Linked DNA regions of Homo sapiens: region 2 is linked to region 1. A link is a loop called in an ENCODE intact Hi-C map of the cell type or tissue named here. Cell type or tissue: Calu3. All regions are shown on one strand. Each heading gives the region's core, and the rest is flanking DNA. Links, peaks and the distances in the headings are about the cores only.

Region 1 (2,919 bases), core at 270-2,769:
TACATTTTTTATTCACTTGAGATATACCTGGCATACGTTTTAAGGGAATTTTGTGATAGAAAATTATGTTATATTCTAGAAACATCTTATGATAAAAAAGAACGCATAGCAAAGAAAATAAAATGTAGGTTTCCTTGAGGTAAAAGAAAAACATCATGTTTTCAGCTTCAATTTGAAATTAGAAGCTTATTTGGAAAGGGTGATTATAATATTATTACAGACAGAGAGATGCCTTTTGGGAACAAAAAGGAAACTTTTTGTATATATTTTATCTGAGGGAAAGTAATGCTGAAGCAACCTGTTGTTAATCTTGCTTTCTCTCAAGATTTACTTTACTTTTCTTAACTTTACTACTGCAATTTATAATTTAATATGCTATTATCTTGTTCAGTGTTTATTATTGTGGCCAATACATTCTACTTGCTAAGGAGACTCAGTCTTTGTTATTTGCTTAAAATTATGTATAAGAACATGGATTTTTGGTAACAGGCATATACATATTTGCAAGATAAGTAAACCTTACCACTCACTTCAAAACTTATCCTGAACCTTTGCTCTGAGTTTCCGTTTCATAAGGACAAACCTACTTCAAATTGCTTTAATATACATCCTGCAGGGTTAGTTTGAAGCAATAATTGAGAAAACTGTATTGAAATCATGCATTTCTCTATTTCACCAAAGTGCCTGCTGCTGAACGTGCAAAAACCTTTGTTTGAGTTCTTCTTCTTCTTTTTTTTTTTTCACAGTAGAGTGAAAGCAAGTTTATTAAGAAAGTAAAGGAATAAAAGAATGGCTCCTCCATAGGCAAAGCAGCCTTTTGAGTTCTTAATAGCAAATGAAAATAATTATTCTAAAAGGAAAATAAAGATCTTGAATGGATAAAGTAGTTATCAAGGTTACACTATCAGTGACCAGTCTGGAAATAGTCCCCTGGTTTCCCAGTCAATTTTTAGAACTGTTCTGATTCCTAGCAAGATGAAAAAGAAAGGTACACCTGGATCAGGAACCTGAGACTACGCAATGTTTCATAAGAAACAAACAGCATTTGGTCGGGTGTTTAAGAGACACTTTTAAAGTGAACTCACTACAGAATGAGGCTTATTTTTTTTTTACACATCATAAATCTTCAAAAATCATCATGTTGAGGTAGTGATTTCAAGGTTTATCCCTGAGAAGAATTTTAAGGGATTCTGAAAGTATTTTAGGAAGAATATAAAATTACTATGGGGGAAGGAATAGTGCAATGTTGGGTATTTCTATCTGAGTTGATTAATTAACTTCAAACACTTTATACAAGACTGTGGTATTTGTCAAATCCTGTAACAAAGTTTCAGGTTGGAATACAGAAAAGTTTTCTAGTGGTCCTCAAATCCATGTTTTCTCCTTTGATATGATTTGTTATGTGTTATAAAGTCCTTGGTTTTGTTACATTTTCCTGTTATCATATTTACTAAAAATAATTTGCCCACCAAGTGAGCAGTTGAAATATCTTTGTGGCCAAGAAATATATTTCAGGTGTCTGTAACTCATTTTTTATTCTGGCCCACTCTACTTGATATCAAGTAGAATTCTTGCCCCCTGAAACTTTCTATTGTACAATTTGTCTGTAGAAATGTCACCAAATAGAATCAACTATTATTTTTCTCCTGTGGCCTGAGCTCCTTTAGGGGATTGTGTTAGTTTGCTCTTGCTGTTGTGACAAATTACCCCAAATTTAGTGTTTTAACACAAATTTTATCTCAAAAATTGTATTATTACAAACTATGAAGCTACTGTCTTTTAGTTCTGTAACCAAGAAGTCCAACACAGGTTTCACTGGGCTAAAACCAACTTGTGAGCAGGGCTGTGGTGTTTTCTTTTTTGTTTGTTTGTTTGTTTGAGATGGAGTCTCACCCTGTCACCCAGGCTGGAGAGCAATGGCGCGATCTCGGCTCACTGCAACCTCTGCCTCCGGGTTCAAGCCATTCTCTTGCCTCAGCCTCCTGAGTAGCTGGGACTACAGGCACACACTACCACACCCAACTAATTTTTTTGTATCTTTAGTAGAGACGGGATTTCATCATGTTGGCCAAGTTGTTCTCAAACTCCTGACCTCGTGATCTGCCTGCCTTGGCCTCCCAAAATGCTGGGATTACAGGCGTGAGCCATGATGCCTAGCGAGGGCTGTGGTGTTTTCTGAAAACTCCAGAAAAGAATCCATTTCCTTGGCTTTTCAGTTTCTAGAGGCCCCCTGCACTACTTATATTATGATTCTCTTCCTCCATCTTTAAAGCCAGACACATGGCATGTCTTTGACCATTCTTCATAATCTCGCCTCCCTCTAGTGAGCCTCCCTCTTACACAACTCAGGACCCCTGCAATTACAATAGGCCCACTCGGCTAATCAAGGAGTTTCCCACGTCAACTTTTTAAACTTAGTCATATTGGCAAAGTCCCTTTTGCCCCACAAGGCAGCATATTTATAGGTTCCAGGATTCAGGATGTGGACATCTTTGGGGAGCCATTGTTCTGCCTACCACAAGGATTTTAGCCACAATGACATTCGATGATGTTTCACCTCTGTCGCTTTTACCAGTCTCAACTCCCACCTCTGGGCTTCCTTCTTGTTCATGCTCCCTTAAAATTACAAAGGACTGGGCCACACTGAGAGAAGCTGCTTTGCTGAAGTGGAGGGTGTCACTTTCCTTGCCGTTCTTGTTTGTCATCCCTTTCTTATATAATTCAGACATAAGTCCCTGAGAACACTTTTCAACAGTATTGATCACAGTAGAATTCTATTCTTAGCCTAGAATAGAATTTTATTGGCTCATCTTTGAACTTGACCCTCACTGGAAGAATTTTTACCTACAAAATCGTAAAGAGGAAACCGAAAGCCTCTTGAGGGAGAGATAAAGCAATCATCTAACAGACATACAGCAT
Region 2 (2,919 bases), core at 154-2,653, 500 kb after region 1:
AAATTGGGTTCTTGATTTTGTTCTTGATTTGAAAATTATTGGTGTATAGAAATCCCACTAATTTTTGTTCACTGATTTCGTATCCCAAAACTTTACTGAATTTGTTTATCAGGTCTAGAAGTCTTTTGAAGGAATCTCTAGGAATTCCTAGGTATAGAATCATGTTGTCAGCAAACAGAGATAATTTTACTTCCTCTTTTCCTATTTGGATGCCTTGTATTTCTTTCTCTCATCTGATTGCTCTGGCTAGGACTACCAGTACTTTGTGAAATAGGAGTAGTAAGAGTGGACATCCTTGTCTTTTTCTAGCTCTTAGGAGGAATTCTTTCAACTTTTGTCCATTCTGTATGATGTTGGTTGTGGGTTTGTCATAAATGGCTCTTGTTATTTTGAGGTATGTTCATTCAATGCCTAGTTTGTTTGGGATTTCATCATGAAGAGATGTTGAATTTTATCAAATGCTTTTTCTGAATCTATTGAAATGATCGTATGGTTTTTGCTTTTGATTCTGCTTATGTGGCTAACCACATTTATTGTTTTGCATGTGTTGAACAATCCTTGCATTCCAGGAATAAGACCCACTTGATCATGATGAATTATCTTTTTGACATACTGTTGGATTTGGTTTGGTAATATTTTGTTGAGGATTTTGCATCTGTGCTAGTCAGAGATATTGGCCTGTAATGTTCTTTTTTTGTTGTGTCCTGGCCAGATTTTGGTATCAACATCATACTGGTTTTGTAGAATAAGTTAGGTAGGAATTCCTCCTCCTTGGTTTTTTGGAATAGTTTCAGTAAGATTGGTACCAGTTCTTCTTTGAACATCTAATAGAATTCAGCTATGAATCTGTTTGGTTCACTGCTGGTTTTGGTTGGTAGATTTATTATTGATTCATTTTCATAACTCATTATTAGTCTGTTCAGGATTTTTATTTCTTTGGTTCAAGCTTGGGAGTTGAGTGTTTTCAGGAATTTATCCACTTCCTCTAAATTGTCTAGTTTATGTGCACAGTTGTTCACAGTAGGGAGCTGAATGTTTTCAGGAATTTATCCACTTCCTCTAAATTTTCTAGTTTATGTGCACAGATGTTCATAGTAGGGAATTGAGTGTTTTCAGTAATTTATCCATTTCCTCTAGATTTTCTAGGTTTTGTGCATAGATGTCATTAGTAGTTTCTGAAGATCTTTTATATTTCTCTGGTATCAGTTGTATTGTCACCTTTGTCACTTCTGATTATACTTATCTGACTCTTTTCTCTTTTTTTCTTAGCTAATCTGGCTATCAGTCAATTTTATTTATCCTTTTGAAGAGGCAACTTTTTGTTTCATTAATCTTTTGTATGGCTTTTTCGGTCTCAATTTCATTTGGTTCTGCTCTAATCTTCATTATGTATTTTCTTCTACTGGCCTTGGATTTGGTTTGTTCTTGTTTTTCTAATTCCTTTAGGTATGATGTTAGTGCTATTAATTTGAGATATTTCTAACTTTTTATGTAGGCATTTAGCATGATAAACTTTCCTGTTAATGCTGCTTTTTTCTGGATCCCAGAGGTTTGCATATGTTTTATCTCTATTTTCATTTGTTTCAAAAATTTTTTGGTTTCTGGTTAATTTTTTTGCTTACCCAAAAGTCATTCAGGAGCAAGTTGTTTTGTTCCCATGTACTGTGTGGTTTTTGAGGTTTCCTCTTGGAATTGATTTTTAATTTTATTCTACTGTGGTCCAAGGACATGCTTGACATGATTTCAGGTTCTTTTTTTAATTTATTGAGACTTGCTTTATAACAGAGCACGTGATCAATTGTAGAGAATGTTTTATGCACAGATGTGAAAAAAAGTTTATTCTGTGGTTGCTGGGTGAAGTCTTCTGTAGATGTTTATTAGGTTCATTTTGTCAAGAGTCTAATTTACATTCAAAGTTTCTTTGTTAGTTTTCCGCCTCAGTGATTTGTCTAGTGCTGTAAGTGGGGTATTAAAGTTCCTTACTATAATTGCATGACTATCTCTATTGACAGGCTGTCTATTGTATGACCATCTATCCCTTTTAGTAAGTCTAGTAGTAGTTGTTTTATAAATCTAAGTGCTCTGACTTTGGGTGAATATACATTTAGCATAGCTAAATCTTGTCAAATCAAACTCTTTATCACTATATAATGCCCTCCTTTGTCTTTTTTTCACTGCTTTGGTAAAGTTTATTTAATTTTGGCTTAAACTCTATTTAATCTGATACAAGAATAGCAACCTCACCCTTTTTTGTTTTCCATTTACATGATAGATCTTTCTCCATCCCTTTACTTTGAGCCTGTGGGTGTTATTGAAGGCAGCATAAGTTTGGGTCTTATTTTTTCAAGGCAATTTGCCATTCTATGTCTTTTAAGTGGAGCATTTAGTCTGTTTATATTCATGATTAATATTGAAATGTAAGGTTTTATTCCTGTCATGTTGTTAGCTAGTTGCTTTGCAGTTTCAATTGTGTAATTGCTTTATAGGATCTGTGAGCTTCGTACTTATGTGTGCTTTTATGTAGCAAGTATTACTCTCTTGTTTCAATGTTTAGAACTCCTTTGTGCATTTCTTATAGGGCCAGTCTGGTGGTAATTAATTCCCTTAGTGTTTGCTTGTCTAGGAAAGCCTTTATTTCTTCTTCATTTATGAAGCTTACTTTGGCAGAATATGACATTCTTGGCTGGCATATGTTTTCTTTAGGTAGGCTAAAAATAGGCTCCAATCTACTTGTCTTATAAGATTTCTGCTGAAAAGTTTACTGTTAGTCTGATGGGATTTTCTTTATAGGTAATTTGGCTCCTTTCTTTTCTCTATAAACTTTTAATATTTTTTCTTTCACCTTTTCTTGGATAGTCTGATAACTGTATTCCTTGGGGATGGTCATCTTGTGTGGTATCTCATATATGTTCTCTGAAT

What was found. Hi-C counts contacts between places; a loop is a spot of excess contacts. Peaks named below come from ENCODE experiments on the same cell type or tissue, not always from the same donor. Only the 100,000 strongest peaks of a DNase experiment are listed, where the experiment ranks them.
Region 2: a loop joins it to region 1, with 2.1 times the contacts of the local background. A loop is called at or near these places in 2 of 110 quality-filtered maps.

The regions. Positions count from the first base shown.
Region 1 is chr7:124,663,786-124,666,704 of GRCh38, reverse strand. No RefSeq gene overlaps it. Among named protein-coding and RNA genes, the nearest start is that of GPR37, 100 kb to the left of the region's middle. In Calu3, for the core only: no CTCF peak of the experiment used is centred there; no DNase peak of the experiment used is centred there.
Region 2 is chr7:124,163,343-124,166,261 of GRCh38, reverse strand. No RefSeq gene overlaps it. Among named protein-coding and RNA genes, the nearest start is that of TMEM229A, 130 kb to the right of the region's middle. In Calu3, for the core only: no CTCF peak of the experiment used is centred there; no DNase peak of the experiment used is centred there.